Linked DNA regions of Homo sapiens: region 2 is linked to region 1. Evidence: read pairs that join two places in POLR2A ChIA-PET (ENCODE). Cell type or tissue: Panc1. All regions are shown on one strand. Links, peaks and the distances in the headings refer to the core of each region. The heading gives the core; the rest is flanking DNA.

Region 1 (4,000 bases), core at 1-4,000:
ACTCAAACAAATTTACAAGAAAAAAACAAACAACCCCATCAAAAAGTGGGCAAAGGACATGAACAGACACTTCTCAAAAGAAGACATTTATGCAGCCAAAAAATACATGAAAAAATGCTCATCATCACTGGCCATCAGAGAAATGCAAATCAAAACCACAATGAGATACCATCTCACACCAGTTAGAATGGCGATCATTAAAAAGTCAGGAAACAACAGGTGCTGGAGAGGATGTGGAGAAATAGGAACACTTTTACACTGTTGGTGGGACTGTAAACTAGTTCAACCATTGTGGAAGTCAGTGTGGCGATTCCTCAGGGATCTAGAACTAGAAATACCATTTGACCCAGCCATTCCATTACTGGGTATATACCCATATGACTATAAATCATGCTGCTATAAAGACACATGCACACGTATGTTTATTGCGGCATTATTCACAATAGCAAAGACTTGGAACCAACCCAAATGTCCAACAATGATAGACTGGATTAAGAAAATGTGGCACATATCCACCATGGAATACTATGCAGCCATAAAAAATGATGAGTTCATGTCCTTTGTAGGGACATGGATGAAATTGGAAATCATCATTCTCAGTAAACTATCGCAAGAACAAAAAACCAAACACCGCATATTCTCACTCATAGATGGGAATTGAACAATGAGAACACACGGACACAGGAAGGGGAATATCACACTCTGGGGACTGTGGTGGGGTGGGGGGAGGGGGGAGGGATAGCATTGGGAGATATACCTAATGCTAGATGATGAGTTAGTGGGTGCAGCGCACCAGCATGGCACATGTATACATATGTAACTAACCTGCACAATGTGCACATGTACCCTAAAACTTAAAGTATAATAAAAAAAAAAAAAAAGAAAGAAAACCGGTAACTAGCTCTTTTTCCGGCTGGAACCATGGTGGGTGTAGAAGAGAAGAAGAAGGTTCCTGCTGTGCCAGAAACCCTTAAGAAAAAGCGAAGGAATTTCTCAGAGCTGAAGATGAAGCGCCTGAGAAAGAAGTTTGCCCAAAAGATGCTTCGAAAGGCAAGGAGGAAGCTTATCTATGAAAAAGCAAAGCACTATCACAGGGAATATAGGCAGATGTACAGAACTGAAATTCGAATGGCGAGGATGGCAAGAAAAGCTGGCAACTACTTTGTACCTGCAGAACCCAAACTGGCATTTGTCATCAGAATCAGAGGTATCAGTGGCGTGAGCCCAAAGGTCCGAAAGGTGTTGCAGCTTCTTCGCCTTCGTCAAATCTACAATGGAACCTTTGTGAAGCTCAACAAGGCTTCGACTAACATGCTGAGGATTGTAGAGCCATATATTGCATGGGGGTACCCCAATCTGAAGTCAGTAAATGAACTAATCTACAAGAGTGGTTATGGCAAAATCAATAAGAAGCGAATTGCTTTGACAGATAACGCTTTGATTGCTCGATCTCTTGGTAAATATGGCATCATCTGCATGGAGGATCTGATTCATGAGATCTATACTGTTGGAAAACGCTTCAAAGAGGCAAATAACTTCCTGTGGCCCTTCAAATTGTCTTCTCCACGAGGTGGAATGAAGAAAAAGACCACCCATTTTGTAGAAGGTGGAGATGCTGGCAACAGGGAGGACCAGATCAACAGGCTTATTAGAAGAATGAACTAAGGTGTCTACCATGACTATTTCTCTAAGCTGGTTGGTTAATAAACAGTACCTGCTCTCAAATTGGAAAAAAAAAAAAAAAAAAAGAAAACTGGTAACTAAATACAAATAAATTAAGCATTTCTCTTTCCTTTCCTGTAAAATTTGTAAAATTTGCCTTTGAGAATACCCAAATAGCTTCAGTTGATGAAGGAAGGCTCTTCTTTACAGAAGAATGTCAATTATAATGTAGGAGTAACAGAATTAGACATTGGTCATTCTGCAACTCTAATGAAATTATTAGTTCTGGAAATGATTAGGTTAATGGTTGATGAGATAATGCTTCTAGCACAATTGTCCAATGAGAAGCAGATTGTCATCACTTTAACACGGTGGTCATCCTTAGCATTACTAATGGTTGTTCAACTAATTGTCATGTGTGTCTTGATATGATGCATTATGAGGCACATGACATTACCTACAATGTGCTCTAACAACAAAATGTTTAACTCAATCAAGCCATTATATTTAAATTCCAGTGTTCAGGAAATGAAAAGGAAAGAGGAACACTTCAAATAACACTGAGAAGGAAGAAGGCAGGTACATCCAGAAAGCGAGTCTTTCTGCCTGTTAACCAGCCTAATGTCTTCAATTAAATCAGTTTTAAAGGTGCAGGTGAAGAAGGTGTGGCTGAAGGACTGCGTTATATTTTAAGTGACTTGGAGAAATAGTCAGATGCAATGTGTGATCTAGACTGAACCCTCATTTGGATCTAATCAGTTACATAAATAACATTTTCAAACTGGGTACAGGATAAAGGGACATTTACTGATATAGAAAGGTATACATTATATGCTAAAAAACCAGATTATAAAACAACATATACAGAATGAGTTTATTTTGGTATATATGTGCATAGAATGATTTCTGAAGGAATACTGTGCAGACATTACTAATGTTCACCAATACACTGTTTGCTTCCCCTTCCAAGCATACAGAAGGTTGTACTTTTCAGGCCCATGCAATCGGACAGGATAAACAGATTGTGAGTAGAAGAAACCCGTGGCAACTTCTGCTGAAATATTATTTCCTTGCCACAGAAATCAGAGAGGAAGACTCAATTAAAATACAGACAACAGGACAGGATCTAAGTAACCACCACACGGAGGTTCACTGTGCCAAAGAGTCACCCAAACCCACAGTTAACTTTGCATGAGCCAGAAATAAAACTGTTTTGTTAAGTCACTGAGATTTCGGTGTTGTTTGCTATTAGAGCTTAAGGAAGCTTAATCCAATGAACACAAATAAACTCTAATACATTACAGTGGTAATCTGAGGGTAAAATATATTATTTTTATTTTCTTATCTTTTCTTTCTTCTAATTCCCTACAATGCTTTGTGCTGCCTTCTTTCTAAACAGTCAAAGTTCTTCTTTTTAATTAAAAAACATAATGAAAGGAGACCACCTTCATCACAGTGAAAAAATTATCACAGACAATTCCCTAAATGTGGCTGCCATAAATGTAGCATACAAAATAAGTAACTCATTTTTTTTTAGGGCATTACGTATCAGACATAATTCCCTGTATTTAGCTACCTTAAATATGGTAGACACATAAAAAAGTAAAATTGATACAGATGTTTTATAAAAATTCTATCATTTTTAAAAAGCTCAACTCTTGATAATAACAAAAAGTTTAGCTGGAAAAGTTCACACTAGAGTGTACATGCTGACACGTTATATGCAATTTGTCCAGTTCACTGTTTTTCAGATGATTATTTAAGGGAAGGGTGACAACTTTTTTCAGACTACCTAGATTTTTATTCATAATTGATCTGAATATATATTCCTATATTACATTTTTTCATAGTATTGAAAGGTCCTTAGATTTGGGATTAGTTATGCAAGATAAAAGAGTCCTCAGAGTTTCAATTAGCAAGACTATTTAAACTGCAACTGAAAACTACTCAGAAATCCATCAGTAGTACAACTGGCCTTGTAAAAGAGGTTGAAGTGAGCCACCTTGCCCCTTCTGCCATCTAAGTAGGTCATGAGAAGCTGCTGTCTAGGAGGAACGGGACTCTCACCAGACATCAAATTGTTGGTGCCTTGATTTTGGACTGCCCAGCCTCCAGAACTATGAGAAATAAATTTCTGTTGTTTATAAATTACCCAAGCTAAGGTATTTTATTATGACAGCCCAAATGGACTAAGCCAGTATGTAATTCTATTTAAGATCTTTGCTTTCAGTATATCACTGAAATGTGAAATATACTTAAAAGCATATGTATATTTGAGAATCTTATCTTTTATGTAAGATTATATAAATATAAAATATAATCCCAAATTATAGGACCA
Region 2 (17,906 bases), core at 6,731-10,730, 340 kb before region 1:
TTTAGCACATAGGTTATATTAACATTTTCCCTTAATGATGGAGTCAAGCCAAGAATGTATTATCAAAGTTCTGTGAGTAACACATTGCCTAGAGGGCTACGACATTTCTTAATAAGTAACAGCTTGTAAAACAATCTAGTCACCATTTCATGATTAAAGGGCAAGGGTATGGGTATTGTTTAGGAAAACTAGTTTCAAATTCTAGATGAAAAAGTGTGTTTACACTGGTTTTATTACAGCATGTTTAGAAGATAACAAGTATAGCTTTCTTTACAATGCAGGCATTGGAGGTTCTTTTTTGTTGTTTTAATGCTCATAGTAGCATATTGGCTTTGCTAGATTGATCAATACAGCATGGTCCCATGGAAAATATGACAAAGTGGGAGACATTCCATCTCCAAAATTATGACTAAAATCAAAATTTAGTTTTTCAATGAAAAATGAAAATGTTTGACCATGAGGGACATGTAAACACTGATACATGGAAGTATCCCTAAACTTCTATTTGAGGAAAATATGAGATGCCAGGCAGAGCATATTCTGGCTGAGTTCTATTCTCGGGACTGTGTTCATGTGGGCAGAGAAGATGAAGAGCAGAGAAGCAGGGGCTCACCTGTATTCTCCAAATGTCCCATCATCTTCCTTCATAGGCTGGATTTCAGGGTCAGCATGGGCATCTTCCTTTTCTTTAACTAAAAAATGCCAAAATGGTATTATTATCTGTTGATCCTGTTCTTTCTTATTCAAAGTCCATGAAAGCATTCTTTGAGATATACAGCAGTGAAAAATAATTCCATACACAAGTAGATGTTGTATAACCATATATATGGTGGCCATGCATATATTTTGGTATTTTAGTTATTTTTGAGGCAACCCAATAGAATGTACATTTTTTAACACATAAAGTTGACTAGTTTCTCACCTGATAAATAATTTTTAAGTTTCTAAGATTTCCCCCTATTTTACCAATCTATTTGTTAACTATATTAATGGTTGAAAATTGTTTTTGTAAGAGTATTCTCTCACAGATTTTTTTTTTCTTGTCACTGAAGGGAAAATGGTCAGGTAAAGAAAATATAAATTTAATGGGCCCACTAAATTGAATAAACCATTACCTTATAGGGAAAGCAATGTTACACATCACAATATGAAGACTTAGTTCATGCATTACTTCCTTTGAAAAACTCCATGAACCTTCCCTGCAACTCTCTCCTTGCCAGTTGGTTTTAGGTGTTACTTCAGCATCCATAACCTATGTGGAGTCTAAGAAAGTAGGCTCACTAATGTTTTCAGAGAACTGATTGATTTACTCCTCCAAATGCCTTATGATCATTGACAATGTTTAGATTGCCATTATATAAAAAGGGATCAAAAGTCATTTGAAGAGAAAGTCCAAACTCATGGCTCTGGGAAGACAAAATATTACAATCTACATGATTTCCCCCATGATCTTTTTAGTTTAATGGATTATTATGTAGCATTATAAAGCAATTTTAATCTTTCTTTCTTACCTGGATATTTACCACCCTTGTTTCTTCTGATGAAGCAAACAATCAGCAAAATTAAGATAAGGAGAGCAACAGCACACATCAGACCAATGAACCAGCCCTGAGTTGCAATATCCACCTGCCGGCTTGCCATCGCTGGAAAACAAATCAATGGTGTTGGTGGCAATAGGTTAAGGGGAGATGGGAACTGCTGCAGTCTCTCAGAGTAAAAAATTGCCACGTTATGTGAGCTTTCATATATTTTACATGTGGCCCCAAATTAGGATCTGTCAATTATTAATCAGGAATTATATGAATAATTAACTTTGAAAAATCTTCATTCATTAAAAAATTCAAGTAGAGAAATCTGAATAATCATCACATTAAATGCTAAAAACCCCTGGTGAACACTGTGTTCACAGTTATTTTCACTATATATTCTCAATAAAAACAAATTCCCAAACCAATTAAAGTATTCACTGTTAACAGGATACATTTTACATTAAGTATAATGAGAAAAATACAAAACTGAGTTTTAAACAGAACAGAATGTATACATCTAATTGAGTATTTTCTCTTCAAAGGAACTGCTTTTAGAGGCTAAACTGTCCTTGCAAGGCTGTTGCCATTTTCAGTATTTTTTAGAAATCTGTTAAAAAAGAAAACGGTCCACACAAGAAACCTTTCCAGATCAGGAAAACAGCCATATTGTTTTATATAACATCTCAATTTGCACCCAAAATATTACTTAGATTTGTTATTCATCTCATTCACAAGAGTTGGTTCTGAGTGGAAATTTCTGAAAAACCAAATCCACCCTCAAAGAATCAATATTCGTTATTGCTAAGGATCCATTCAAAAGACCGGAATATCTCTCAGTCAGTGAACTCATTATTTGCCTACATGACCAGTTTGAAAAGAAAGTACTCACTTAGGTGTATACATATCCTTTCAGTTTGCATCTATTCTGTTTAATAAATGTGAAACCCCTTATTCCATCAGTCATAATATGCAAAATTTCTAAGAAAACCACAGAATAATGAGCATTTCGGGTATTATTTTAAAGTATCAATCTTATGGGAAAAAGTGCAGCATCAATGGCTATTCAGACATGCCCATGCAGATTTGCTTAATTAACTAGTATAAATTCTTTTTTAAAAGACCTTTATTTTCTCTCTTTTGACCATAATCAAGATAAAACATTTTCTTCTTTTGACTCTATAAGCATGCTTATATCATGCTTTTAATTTGACTGAATTTCTTCCGAATATATTTTACACAGTTGAGTTAGGTGTGTGTGATCTCTGGATGCAGAAATAAACATGACTACGCATATCCCAGGTTCAGCTAATGTTGCAAAAATAGCATCTCATTGCCTCTTTTTCTCCATACAAAGTTTAGGGAGAAAAAGGAAATGCTAAAAATCAAGTGTGAAGAGGAAGGTTAAAAAAAATATGGACATATGTAGAAGAAATAAAATGAGAAGCAAAAATACCTTATTTGAAATACAAGTCAAAGGCTGGTAGCCTTTTCCCAATAGGCCCTCGTGCCTTATTAGAGAAGTTTTGAGCTGTATCATAGCCACACACAAGTAAAGCATCAGTTTAGGCAGTTTCCCCTTTCCATACACATACCATAGTCATGATGATGAAGATGAGGACAATGGTAATAGCACTGATGGCTAACAGTTTTGGACCCTTACCATAGGCTAGGCACTGTGCTGAAGGCACATCTCATTTAATCTTTACAACAATTCTCTGAGGTAGGCATCAGAAATAAATCCATGCCCAGAGAAGGTTAAGAACTTGCCCAAGAGTTGGAGCAACCTGTGTCTGACTCCAGAAAATATGCTACTAGCCATTATATTATACTGCTGTAATGCATTCCTAAAAACAATCCAGATACCAAATCTGCAAAAATCTTAAGTTAAAGAATAAAATGCTATAGGCACTTCCTATTCTGAGACAGGCAAAAAGGTATTAAAAGTCCATCATTACATCCTCTTTGGCAACATATTTCTTTCAATTAATGCCTGGTCTGTGCTTTTTCTTCAAAACTGAACCAAAAACCAAATGGCATTAAGTCTCTTAAGCATTTGACTATAGTTCTTGTTTTCAGTGTGCTGATTTACAGCCTTGTCATAAATACATTCAGCATTTACATTTTTCATCTAATTAAATGCAACTAAAAAGGGAAAAACAAGATACTCAGGTACTAGCAGAGATATTGTTCTACAAGGATGGTGACTGCCAAAATCGAACTACTGACTGGCAGTTTGCTGCTATGCAACCATGGAAAAACTGGATGGATGTTTGATGGGTGGTACACAAACATCCACATTCACTGACTTTGAATTTCTGCCTCTGTGTCTAAAGAAAAAAGTATCGAATATTTCACTGCCCTATTATTTAAAATAGGCAGACACAATATGGTAATAGGTGCATGTGTGCACACACACAGTCACATTCACACACACACAAGTACACCAGAAATTGATATAAAACAGAAACTGTGTAAATGGAATAAAAATTTCTATTGACTTTCCATCCATAAAAGAAAAGATTTAAATTCCAGAATGATTAAAATAGGCATGAAGCCTTTTCAGGACAATCTAAAATCACCTGGGACATACAAATCCAAGCCATAACCATGATCATGCATCACACACACATACACACACATGCGCATACACACACATATACCCCACAGAGAGAGAATTAAACCTATGGGAGTTTTCCTTCTAGAATCAGTTTCAGTGGGTGGATATCACCCATTGAAGGGCTGGGTAGCGGAGTAAAAGAGAATCTTCATTACTTGATTTTTTTTAACAATAAAATTATATTCATGTATTATTTGAGTAATCCACAAAATGATAAATTAAACACATATAAAGAACATGAAAACAGAAAATATGGCAGGAGAATGAGATTTGCTTTGTTTTCTGGAAGTCAGCTTTACAACAGTCTTCTGCTCTGGCGTTGCTTGCTGTCATGGATATCTGTGCTCTGTGGTAGGAGGTCTCTGAGGAAAATGCTCTTGAGTCCTCAGAACCATAGAATCAACACAGAAGAGAGACAGGGTGAGGGAAATGGTTATTTGTTCTCTACTATTTATGAAGAATGCACTATGGATGAAAATGTCCTGTTCAAATGCTTAGACATCAAACGCTTAGATGTGTTTAGGAAGAGCAAAATGTGACCTTAACCAAAGTTTGGAGACAACTGACAAAAAAGCTGTTGGGCCTCGTGAAAACAAATCTGTTTTAAATCCTTTGTGATGATAAGAAAGACTGGGTAATTGAGGGACAGAGGTAAAAGAGGAAGGGGAGGTGGATGGCATTAATGAGAGGTCACGTCTGGTCATACCAGATGGGGTGGCACTAAAGAGAGGTCAAACGGGGGCAGGGAGTGGCGCTAATGAGCAGTCATACCAGGTGGGGTGGCGGTAATGAGAGGTCATACCGGGTGGGGTGGCGGTAATGAGAGGTCATACCGGGTGGGGTGGCGGTAATGAGAGGTCATACTGGGTGGGGTGGCGGTAATGAGAGGTCATACCGGGTGGGGTGGGGTAGTGAGAGGTCATACCGGGTGGGGTGGCGGTAATGAGAGGTCATACCGGGTGGGGTGGGGTAGTGAGAGGTCATACCGGGTGGGGTGGCGGTAATGAGAGGTCATACCAGGTGGGGTGGGGTAGTGAGAGGTCATACCGGGTGGGGTGGCGGTAATGAGAGGTCATACCAGGTGGGGTGGGGTAGTGAGAGGTCATACCGGGTGGGGTGGGGTAATGAGAGGTCATACCGGGTGGGGTGGCGGTAATGAGAGGTCATACCGGGTGGGGTGGGGTAATGAGAGGTCATACCAGGTGGGGTGGGGTAGTGAGAGGTCATACCAGGTGGGGTGGGGTAATGAGAGGTCATACCAGTAGTACGGGGAAGAAGCGCAGCATCAGGACACCGCCTATCTCGTCTGTTTTTCAGTTTGTGCCATAGGAAAAAAATTAAGAAATATACCTTAGAAATCCAGGGTATAAAAGGGAGAGATGGTGTAATGGTAGGAAGATTGATGAAATAACTATAGATAAAGTTGAGTCCAGTGTCCTAAAATTAGCAGAAATCAGAGAAAGAGAGAGAAGTAGATCATGAATGCAGAGTTTAAAAATTAGCCAATGATAGGCTTTCATGCCAAATATTGACATCCTTACACCGCGGAACCGAGAGGAGAGGAGAGGAGAGGAGAGGAGGAGCAGGAGCAGGAGCAGGGGCAGTGGAAGACGGTGCTTTCACACTGGAGTTAACCCAGCAGCCCCAAAGGATGAAGCATTGTGAACTGGGAAAAGGGAGGCAGCGTAATGGTAAACTGAGGCATTCTAGAATGCTGGCAGCATTTGCTCTTACAGGCGATGTGTTAACTAAGGTCACTAGAGGTGAATCAATATTTGTTCTTTTTAATACATTTATATGTAAAAAGTGACAAGAACTGGTTGTGACCTTGTCCTGTCTCTCCATCACTGGCACACAAGAAGGCCCACCTATCACGATTCCTCACCTCAAACTATCTGGCAGTTGCTGCTGGAACTGTAGGCATTACACTGCTGAGTGAAAAATAATTTTCTAAAGGAGTTGTCTTTTGTCCTATAGAAGGACAACAAATGCTACAACTTGATTTTGAGGGTGAATCTAACTTTGGATAAAGTCACTTTTTCCTTTCCTAAACATTTCTAACAATTTTAACAACAGGTCATTTTTATACATAGTAGATTCTTCATAAATAATCCAGAACCAGTAACCACATGCAGCCTGCAGGGGTCCAGAATCACTGATTGGATATACCAAGTGTTGACCGAAGCTGCCCTTTCTGAGACAGCCTGTCCTCCTTGGCCTGTGGACCTTTGTGACCCTGCAGTGGGGGTATAGTGAGGCCTTTCTTCTGGAGACGGAACGACAAGCTTCTAATCCCAGCTCTGTCACGTTCCTACTGGGCGACCTGGCAGGTACTCGACCTCTCTGACTTGAGGGGTAAGTGGAGTAATAATGGTGCCTACATCATAGGATTGTTGTAAGGACTGAATGAGAAAACCACTTCCTGCTGTATAGGAGAGCTGACTAAATGCTAGTCCCATTACTATTATTAGCATTCCAGCTATATATGAAGATAATATCTACTTGACTTTTAGTATTTTGAAAATAAAAGTTATCAATAACAAACAAAAACCTTGTAAACTAGCTATGAATTGATTAGATATTCCCCTTTTAAGCTTAACACACTGGTTTCCCAGGACTATATACATAAATGGATATGAAATACAAAGAACAGAATAAAATGTGTGGTTTTCTTAAAACATTATGATTTTAGCAAATGAATATCTTTAAAATATAGTTTAATACATTATTGTTGTTTCTTTTTAAAAACCACTTATGATTTATATTTTTCTAAATTGTAAAAACTGACTTTAAAAATCATAATGCTTTGTTAATGAAAGTCACAAAAAATACATTGTGTAATGTATTCTACAGGATATGCACATTTCTTTAAGAATGCATGGAGTGAATGAAAATAACATGGGGGTATGAACCACAGAGTGAACATGTACCACAAACAACTCTTGTTGAAATGTAAGTAAGCAGGGATTGTTCTCCATCTAGCGAGCAAATACGAATGCTCTCATGTTTCACATGAACATTTTTCTTTATTTTAGAAACTTCACTTTTTACTTGCATATTTTGTTAATATTCACATAAGTAAATATATACAGGCAGTAAAATTTGGTGTGATAAAAAATGTAGCATATGAATTGTACAAGTTCTTGTTCCATACAAATGTAATAATATCTGTATCAGTTGTCTAAGCTGACTGCAGGGTTCTGCTGGGTTGTAGGCCATTTTGAAATAAAGAATTGTGACTTTCTTTCTTTTCTTTTTTTTTTTTTTTTTGAGACGGAGTCTTACTCTGTCACCCAGGCTAGAGAGCAATGGCGCAATCTTGGCTCACCGCAACCTCTGCCTCCCGGGTTCAAGTGATTCTCCTGCCTCAGCCTCCTGAGTAGCTGGGATTACAGGCGCCCACCACCATGCCCAGCTAATTATTGTATTTTTAGTAGAGACGGGGTTTCATCATGTTGGCCAGGCTGGTCTCGAACTCCTGACCTCAGGTGATCCGCCTGCCTCGGCCTCCCTAAGTGCTAGGATTACAGGCGTGAGCTACCGCGCCCGGCCAGAATTGTGACTTTCTTATAAGTTCTTTCATCTTCAAAAGCACTTAAAAAATTTCAGTTTAACACTGAGGGAAAGTTTATACATGTGATATGAACAATTGAATTCTTTAAATAATATAAGTTAAAATCATATTTAAGTCTATTTTTCTGATGGTTTTTGGTAATAATGTGGCTAGATGATTTGCTAAATTCCGTAATTCATTTGATATAAAGAACCAAAGACAAAAACCAAAACTCCCAACCCAACAGGGCCCCATAGAAAGACATTCATGCCCTACCCATAACACAGCTCCACCAGCCCCCATCTCCAGCTGGAGCACCTGGCGGCCTCCACCTCTGAGCGGGAGCCAGAACAGGTGTGGTGTGAGCCTCACCTGGGCCTGTCTCAAACACATCCTCTGAACTCACAAAACCAGAGTCCCCCACAGCACCAACTCGAACTTTGTATGCTGTTCCTGGCATTAGACCCTTTAACCCAAAGAAGCTCCGAGAACCATTTACAATTTCTTTTCTCCATTCTTCTTTGCCTATGGAAATTTTGCAAAAACAACACATTTGAATATTTTAAGGGACCAGAAGTCACTTAATGCTTCAAGAAAGGAAAATTCTTTATAAGCTAAAGACAAGATGTAGGATGCTTAGGTTTACCATTTTAGATTATTATAAATGTAGTCATGTCAAACAAATCAATTAAAATGACCTACAGGAAAATATCCTCAAAGAAAAATAGACTGGGTATCTAGCTTGCTTATTAATTGTATATATTCCCATTGTATTAATTCTCCTCTTTAATACAAAGGAAGGTTCTTTATCTGCACCTTGCCTTATGAAACTGTTGAGTTTCTCTAAAGATGTTTCTCAAAAGAACTGATACACATTAATTAGCTTAAGTGAACTATGGGAAGAATTGTTTTTTTATGATTCACAAGATGAATCTTTTAGTAAACTTAAATGCCTTCCAACGTATCCAATTAATCGATTCAACCTTTCCCAAGTACCGGTTTTTCTAAAGGGATCGTCATTTCTAAAAACATTTACTTGCATGATAAAGGCTTAAACAGAAAGTTGGACTCTGTTCAACATTTTGTCACAAACATTTATTGGCCACCTCATTTGTTCTATGTAAGCACACTGCACTTAGGAGGGGGGTACTGGCTTTTCATAAACTGCTGAAAGTGAAAGCTGCCCCATCTCCCAGTAGATGTGGCCAGGATCTACGAAGAGTGCCTGACTTGAGAATACATCAAACGTTAAAACATAATGAATGCTCTCCCAAAGTATTAATTTTCTGCGGTTTCTTATAAAATTCTGTTGGGCTAGTCAGGGCAAAATGAATACTTTCAAGTCAGTTTGATTTCTGTTACTTCAAGATCCAATTTGAAAAAAAAACCTTTTCTTCTTTTCTATTGTACTTGCAAATATAATTATTCCTTCTTACTCTTGTTTATGTGTTGTGGGCACAGAACTAGTTTCAAGTACTATGATATGAAAATAACATACGTAATGGAACATATGCCCTCTGTTATTAATAACATAAAAAAGCAATTCCTAGTCGTGCATATAATATGTGGTAGGCTGATGGTTCACTATAATTTTTTTAGATAACTCATTCATTTAATTGGATCAAGTTATTTTTCAAGATGATCCATAGTAAATTCTTAAGAATGTTTTTAATCTTTTAAAAAATGCATCCCCCAAATTAAAAATCGGGTAATGAAATTGTTTCTTACTGCCTGCTACACCATATTCAACATAAAAGTTCACATGCTCTGGTCCCTCATATTCCCAACTGATATTGGCATAGGTCTCAGCAGCTGCAGCAGTAAGATTGCTGATCCTGGGATTTACTGCTTGAACTAAACATACAATAGAAAAATAAAACAAACAATCATATTGCAACACCATACACACGAATATAAAATAAGTTTAAATACTCTGAAATTGTGCAAATAGAATTAAATAGAATTTACTGCTAAAATTTAGGGTTCACTCATGCTTTGCTTTCATTACAGAAAGGTTTTTGTTTCTTAAATTCAGCACTAGGAAATTAATAATCAGAAATAATGACGCATAATATTAAAATTTGTGAGTTCTATTATATGGGTTCTGAACAATGTTAACTGTTGTCCATTAGATACAGTCCCGGGAAATGTCACCGTCTTCATTTACTAAAGTGTGATGGAGAGGGGGATTGCTGAACAATCCCAGGGACAGACGTCATCATGGAATGTCAGAGACGCCAAGGTAAAACCCAATACTATGTGGCTACTTTTCAAACCTATTTGTCATCTCAATGCAGGTCTTTAAAAAATCTGTGTTGGTGTGACAGAGAATGCCCCTTTGAACAGCGTTTTTGATCTGTTTTAAAAAACAGACTTCTTTGAGTATCACTGGGAAACTCAGGGACCCCAGGTAAGAAATCCCTGCTTTAGAGAATGATGGATGGTAAGGGTATGTTGGAAGAGAAGCTGCAAAAGGAATTTCCAGATGTGTTCTATCAGAAGTTAAGAAAGAATAAATAAAAGGAGTAAAAACTATTTCATGTAACATTTCCTAGAGAGCAAGACAATCTTACCTGTTAACTGTTTGTTACAAAGCATTTTCTGAAAAATCATAGTGCAACCTAAATAGCTTCTTAAAAATCCAAATTATGGAGACCAGATGATGCTACATGCTTGCTACTGGGTAAAGACAACATCTAAAGTCATTAAAAAATGTTATTTGAATACCTGAGGCAGGCAATTCTATCAGTCCTACCTCAATAGCTTAAACTAAAAATGAAACATTTACAGATGTGTTAATTTGGGTAGTTAAAAAAGAAGATCAATTTATTATCTCACATAAAATTTACTAGGATAGTCAATCAGACAGCATCAATAGGTTTACCAAGACACTAAAATTATATTCTAAGATATGTTTATAAAATGTAGACGCTCAAGACCTTTGTTCAAATAAATGTAATAAAATTACATTTCTTAGAATTAAGAAAAGAAAGATATTAAAGCAGTTAAATAATGCTTTTGACTTCTGAAATATAATTCAACAACACATGCAAATTTTGTATCTCTTTGTGCTAAGCATGGGGAAACAGCAGAGGGCAAAACTGATTACTGAATTATGCAGAGTCCTTCTGTGGACCTAATTAATTTTAGTTTTCCGAGATTTTCTTCTTATAGGTAAAATAATAGGAATATGATCAATCAATGACAGTAAATATGCACACATGTGTAAAACATCAATGGCAACCCAGGAAAAACATTAATTTTCTTAAAAAATTTTGGAATATTGAAACAGGAATTTAATCTTGGAGTAATATGGAAGATGTTCAAGGCAGAAACATAATACTTCTAACACAAGAGCATTTACTAACAGAAGAGCAAAATACTTCTAACGGAAAAGCATTTAGTTTCTTCTTATATTTTACATTGGTTTCTATGGGTGCTCCCTTCTCAGAGTTTCTTCTCTAAACTGTTCATTATTATTATTTTGTTTCTAGTTTTATTGAAATGAAATCATTATCTCTACGAGTATCGACTCTCCTAAATTCATTGCAGCATTATTCACAATAGTCAAGACATGAAAACAACCTAAATATCCATTGACAGATGAATGGATAAAGAAATTACCATATATATATATATTTACACAATGGAATATTATTCCGACTTTAAAAAAAAAGGAAATCCTGCCATTTGCAACAACATGGATGAACCTGGAGGATACTATGCTAAGTAAAATAATCCAGACACAGAAAGGCAAATATTGCGTGATCTCACTTAAATGTGTGTGAAAGGAAAATAAATCTTTGGGCCCCAGAATCACTAAGCTAAAGGGAAAAGTCAATCTGGGAACTGCTTAGGACAAACCTGCCTCCCATTCTTTTCAAAGTCATCCCTCTGCTCACTGAGATAAATGCGTATCTGATTGCCTCCTTCGGAGAGTCTCATCAGAAACTCAAAAAGAATGCAACCGTTTGTCTCTCACCTACCTATGACCTAGAAACTCCCTGCTTCGAGTTGTCCCTCCTTTCCAGACCAAACCAATGTTCATCTCACATGTGTTGATTGATGTGTCATAACTCCCTAAAGTGTATAAAACCAAACTGTGCTCTGGCCACCTTGGGCACATGTCTTCAGGGTCTCCTGAGCTATGGGTATGTCACGGGCATATGTTCTCAACCTGGGCAAATAAACTTTCTAAATTAACTGAAACCTGTCTCAGATTTTCGGGGTTCACATGTGGAATCTAAAAAAGTTGTACTTAGAGAACGAGTGTAGAATAGTGGTTGCCAGGGGCTAGAGGTGGGGTGGGGGTTGGGGAAATGGGAGATGTTGGTCAAAGGGTACAAACTTTCAGTTATAAGATGAACAAGTTCTAGAGATCTAATGTACAGCATTATATTACTAATTATAGTTAATAATAAAGTATTATACACTGGAAATTTGCATTTAGCTTATTCTTAAAGATACCCAGAAAAGATACCACAATTTCCTAAGGCATGCTGTTTAGCCACTTTTACCATAGGGAATTCGAACTCTCCTTCCTTTTAATCCCCACTCATCCACCTTCTCACTCACAGAGCACCTATTTTGTACCATACAAGGGAGCTGTAGTGTCCCCTTTCTCTGGGCTTTCCCAACGGACTGCTTCCGGTGTGCCTCGCCCAACTGTAAGTCTTCCTCTGTAGATACCGCCAGTGTAGTTACCTACATTTTAGCTGCTGAAACTACAACTCTTATCTAGCCACTTCTCTGTTTAAAACTCTGCCTACAGGTAAATACAAATTCCTTAGCAAAGCATTCATGGCCCTTCAGAGCTGTTACCATCTGGCCCCGCCCACTGCTCCAGTCCCATCTCAGGGTCTTCTCTTTTCCACACACTCTCTACAAGTCAGCCTAAGTGGACCGCTTGGTATAACCCAGACATCCGGTATGTTTTCAAACGCCATGTGCTTATGACCCCTACCAAGACTTTACACACTGCAACTCCCTGACTCATCTGACAAAAATAAAACAAAAACTGGGCTTCAAGGCCCAGTTCAATATTATTTTCTTTGTGAAGCTTTTCCTGATCCTGCTTGGCAAAAAAAATGGTTCACACCTCTATATTCAGATAACATTTTGCTCCAATTTCTAGTTTAGCGTCAATTTATTACTCTTTCTATACGTTGGTCTTACCTGCCAGATTTCAAGCATGTCAAGGCCAGGGTTTGTCTTACTGTCTTTATACACAGCTTCTTAAACAAACACGGGTGCATTTTATGTGCCAGAGAGACATTCACTGTTGAACTGATTGAAACTTCTATGCTTCTAGATGTCTTGTTTTGTTTTCGTATAGGCCAAAAAAGGAATTTTATTTTTTATTTACTGGTTCTTTAGTAAAATAATGTAGTGAGAGTCAGATCACAGAAGGGATTCACCACTAGCTGATCCTCAATGCTCTTCTCTGCTCACTCCTAATTGGTTGACCATAGTAGGCTGCAAGTTAGGTCAAGAATGCAGATTCCTGCTTTGCCAGTTAGTTTATCCCTGTTTCTGTATTCCAACTAATTACCCTATAAAAGTATTTTGATGCTTGGTCCTCAGAGCGCCAGATTACATGCAATGGATATGGCATTGTGGATCATCAGCAATACTGGGAACATAAATCTTTTTGAGCCTGCACATTTTTGGTTCATTTCTATACATGCCTTCACAGTCTACTTCCTAGAATTCCAGACCCTGAAATCATTTATTTATTTATTTATTTATGAAATGGAGTCTCGTTCTGTCGCCCAGGCTGGGGTGCAGTGGTGCAATCTTGGCTCAGTGCAGCCTCCAGCTCACTGCAGCCTCTGCCTCCTGGGTTAAAACAATTCTCCTGCCTCCGCCTCCCGGGCAGCTAGGACTACAGGTGTGTACTACCACGCCTGGCTAATTTTGGTATTTTTAGTAGAGATGGGGTTTCACCATGTTGGCCAGGCTGGTCTCGAATTCCTGACCTCAAGTGATCTGCCTGCCTCAGCTTCCCAAAGTGCTGGGATTACAGGCATGAGCCACCACACCCAGCCTCATTTAAAGAGACATAGAAATTGAAAAAATATGCCAATCAACTATAATTCCTACACAAATATTGAGAGCTTTAATCCAACAAAGAAAAGGACAAAAATAAATGACTCAAAGGTCTCGCGTATGTAATTATCTTGAGGAGAATGGTAAGAAGAAGGGTTAGTATGGCATCATATAGTTAATTGAATTATCCTGGGTTTTCCTTCAGGTTTATAATCCTTTTGTAATTATACATTTGAAAACTTAGGTTTCATTAACATCTCTTAAAATCTGTAAGAAAGTTTAAAAATGTAAACTCAGATGCATTTCTTTTCCCCTCTTTGACCAGAAATGAATTAAAACCACTTTTCATGAAATCATAATTCATAATAAAATCTTATGAGATGTTGATTTTTTTTTTTTTTTTTTTTTGAGATGGAGTTTTGCTCGTTGCCCAGGCTGGAGTGCAATGGTGCAATCTCAGCTCACTGCAACCTCTACCTCCTGAGTTCAAACAGTTTTCCTGCCTCAGCCTCCTGAGTAGCTGGGATTACAGGCGCCCAACAACACGCCCAGCTAATTTTTATATTTTTAGTAGAGATGGGGTTTCATCATGCTGGCCAGGCTGGTCTTGAACTCCTGACCTCACGTGATCTGCCCGCCTCAGCCTCCCAAACTGTTGGGATTACAGGTGTGAGCCACCACGCCCGGCCATATTGATGCTTCTATAGCTAAGGATATCACATGTTTCCTCTTTATTCATCTCTTATTTATTCCCTATTGTCCTGATTTAAATAAAAATGTAAAAGATACATTTAAAAAATTAAAATTTGGGAGGATAGTGGAGAACTTCAATTTTTCTCCTGTCACAGAGCAGTTAAATTCCATATGGAGAAGGGAAATAGTGAAGAGGATAGAATTCATTTTCAGATTGAAAAAAAGAAGTATTTTTAAGGAAGGAAAACCCAGGATCACAAATTATGCTTGAGCAGTTTAAAGTCTTACTGGCAAAATATCCTCTTATGTAAGCCATACTTAACTACTGCTATACTATTAAAATAAACCATATTAAAATTAAGGTCAGAGTTAGCTTTTTTCCCCCTTATTTAAACGCTATTCTTTTCTTATCTAAGATCCATCAGATTTTAATACTGGGGGCTTAATGAACTTTCAGACACTCCATTTTTGCTTGTCTCTCTAATCATAAGTAGCTCACAATTCAAATTAGTAACATCAAATGGTAAAACCAAAACTCTTTAAATATAGAATTTAGTTTTAATTTATTAAAAACAGAGGGGTGATGTTTTTCCAGTGGAGTGCATATCTACTTCTAACGTGACAAGTCCACTGAGAATTCAGACTTGCTTCACAGACAGTCCTGCTGAAGCACAATTTCTCTGCTATCAGCTCTAGGCACAGCCACAGTGACATGTCCACTGCATAGGAAACAAGGCCAGGCTTTTAGTGAAATGCTCCAATTGAAGTTATAAAGCAATATATTATTGTAAAACTACTAATGATTTTAATTGATATCTAATTATCATAGGAAGGAAGTATACAAATAAATAGAAGTAAGTTTACATCGCTCTGTGATATAGAAATTTTGAATTTTTACAACTTCGTCAAGTCTAAAAACACAAATATAATACTCTTAAGATTACTGAAAATGGCTACAGTCCTTATTCAATAACTCCAAAATCTATCTGATCGATATTTTGTAATTTACCAAAGCTCTGAATATAAGCAAATTTCTAAGCAAATAGAATAAATCTATCAAGTCTAAGCTCACAGGAGTTGAATAACATAGGGCAAAGCACATTTTTCTCTTGGTCTTCCTTTTCTTCATTCCTGTTTATACTCACCTGATGTGCGAAAGCCCCTGACCATGGGCATGCCACGTGAAAACAGTGCCCAGTGGCAGGTACTCCACTGCTCTCTAAAAAGCTGACTGGTCAACCAGCAGCCAGGGGTCAAAGACTGGGGCATCTTTGGCATTGCCACTAATGGAAGACATATTACAACTTATTCAAGCACCATTCTCCCAACAAATCTTTCTGACCCAGAGAGCTGTCAGAAATAAAGGAGAACAAAATCCATTGTGGATTGTTGGCTATTACTCAGGAGGAAGAGACTTAGGCAGTTGGGTGAAGACAGGATGGGTGGGATAACACATTTGAGAAGAGCATATGGGTCACCTGGAAGACTCACTTGCAGGGGACCCTAAGCTCGGGGAGACTTAGTCCCAAACCAGTTGGAGGGCATTGCTACGCTGTAATTCCAAATGGACGGTTTTGTGCAATGGCAGCCGAGTGTACACTGTGTCTACAAGGAGAGCAGCTAAATCAGAATAGAACAGGAAGCTTGGTTGATCTGATTTCTACCAGGCTGTTTTCATCACAGGGCTAATATTTCTGAACCCCAAATAATGTGGCATGGCCATATAGAGGATCTGTGACAAATACACAGTTTTGGTCCTGTCTGATCCAGCCAAAATCATAGTATTAGAAGCTAAGATTAGGATTTGTACCAGGGATAAGTCTCAAGAAAAAATGTTTTGAGAATTCAATATGTGGCTTTCTACTTGTAAAGAAAGGACTAGAAATTAATTTTAAAGCCAAGATTGGATGAGATCTTCTCTTCTTTTGGTGGTTCAAAGCATATTTTCTCTGTTTTACCCATGCTGCACTTCCCCATGTTTCACATTGCAAATTTCACACATGTATAAAGTCATGCAGATGAATTATTTTACCTTTGCCTGCACCTACATCAGGTGGAAGAATACCAGCTTTAATGAAGGGAAACAGAAATAGGACACTATATAGTTAGATGTAACACACCCATGAGCATGTATAGCGATACAAAAACACTTATTAAAATGCTAAAGCATGCAAGAAGAATGAAGTGTACCACATCAGGTATAGGGGACAAAGATATGTTGGTGTCCCCAAACTTATCTAGTATTCAAATCCAGTACCAACATTTTATCAGGATACCCAGTTTGAATACCCAGTATTCAAACACATTACTTAAGGTGCATTATTCATACTTGTTGATTATGTATGAAGGCTTAGGATATTTCAAACCAATTTTTGGATAGAAATTGTCAATTTTTTATGCTATCAAAGATAGTCAAATGAATAATCCTTAAGCAACTCTACAATTTAGAGACATGCAAAACTAGAAAACCTTTTATAATATTTTTGATAATTTTCATTGAATCTCAAGATTTCAGAATAACTTTTTAAAGTATGAAAAGAAGTGTTAATTCCTTTTCTAAATACTATAATGGGCTATTTTGCTTTCTTTGTACATACCAAAATGCAAAATCTTTTGCTCAAACACAAAATAAATGCACTCTTTAATAACTGTTTCGATTTCCTTGCTAGAAAATGTAAATTGATATGTGAACTAGAAAATTTTTTCCAGTAAATCAGGACCAGAACTCGAATTACATATATTTGTGTGTATATAGATGTGTATGTCTGTGTATGCATATGTGTGTATTATGTGTATGTGTACATATGTATGTTTGTGCATGAATATATATAATATATAAAGTTGTAAACAGGAAACAACATTCCCCTGAACTTCAAATTCAAGTGTGGCAAATATTATGCTTACTCACTCCCACACTAAGATTTTAATGTAAGTTTAAGAAAGTTTCACATGGAGTTGAAAAATATCAGTCCAATATGAACTAAATAGCTGATTATATATCAGAATGAGAAATTACAAATAAGTGTTTGCGTTAATCAGGTAAGACAGACGTTCCATAGCAAGAAGGAAAAAGCATAAACTTAAAGATTTTTATTTCATGATGCTTATAATTATATGGATTTTATACATACCCATCTTACCTTCATCCACAGTTGTTACTGCTTCCTCTGTAATTTGACTTCCTGATCCTGCTGATGTTTGTGCATAGAAATAAAACTTATATCGAGTGCTGAAATTTAAATTTTTTAAAGTCCACCGTGTCTTGTTGGCAGGAATTTTCAAATCTACCAGAGGGCCTAATTCATGTGTGCTGTTAACTGTCAATAAGAAATAATGAACAAGTGCATTCTCCATTAACTGCTATAGGAATACTATTATAAATAAATACGTCAACTAAAAATGTTCAACCTGGCTTACATTGACTTTTATAATCCCACTCACTCTTTCCCCAGCATAACTAAGTGAT

What was found. Peaks named below come from ENCODE experiments on the same cell type or tissue, not always from the same donor. Only the 100,000 strongest peaks of a DNase experiment are listed, where the experiment ranks them.
Region 2: POLR2A ChIA-PET joins it to region 1 with 8 read pairs; 2 of 35 experiments call an interaction of 5 or more read pairs at or near these places.

What each region holds. Positions count from the first base shown.
Region 1 is chr7:108,509,312-108,513,311 of GRCh38, forward strand. The region is part of intron 4 of PNPLA8 (patatin like domain 8, phospholipase A2); the gene reads right to left. It also overlaps the pseudogene RPL7P32. Among named protein-coding and RNA genes, the nearest start is that of PNPLA8, 15 kb to the right of the region's middle. In Panc1, for the core only: no CTCF peak of the experiment used is centred there; no DNase peak of the experiment used is centred there.
Region 2 is chr7:108,158,850-108,176,755 of GRCh38, forward strand. It overlaps NRCAM (neuronal cell adhesion molecule), which reads right to left. Exons shown (of 33, transcript NM_001037132.4): 27 at 17,581-17,757; 28 at 16,473-16,508; 29 at 9,428-9,553; 30 at 8,072-8,224; 31 at 1,512-1,643; 32 at 614-692. LOC102724363 (a long non-coding RNA gene) reads left to right here and starts at 6,400. Exons shown (of 4, transcript XR_002956579.2): 1 at 6,400-6,501; 2 at 7,000-7,098; 3 at 9,832-9,941. In Panc1, for the core only: no CTCF peak of the experiment used is centred there; a DNase peak (open chromatin) is centred at 8,787; H3K4me3 peaks cover 224 bases; H3K27me3 peaks cover 320 bases.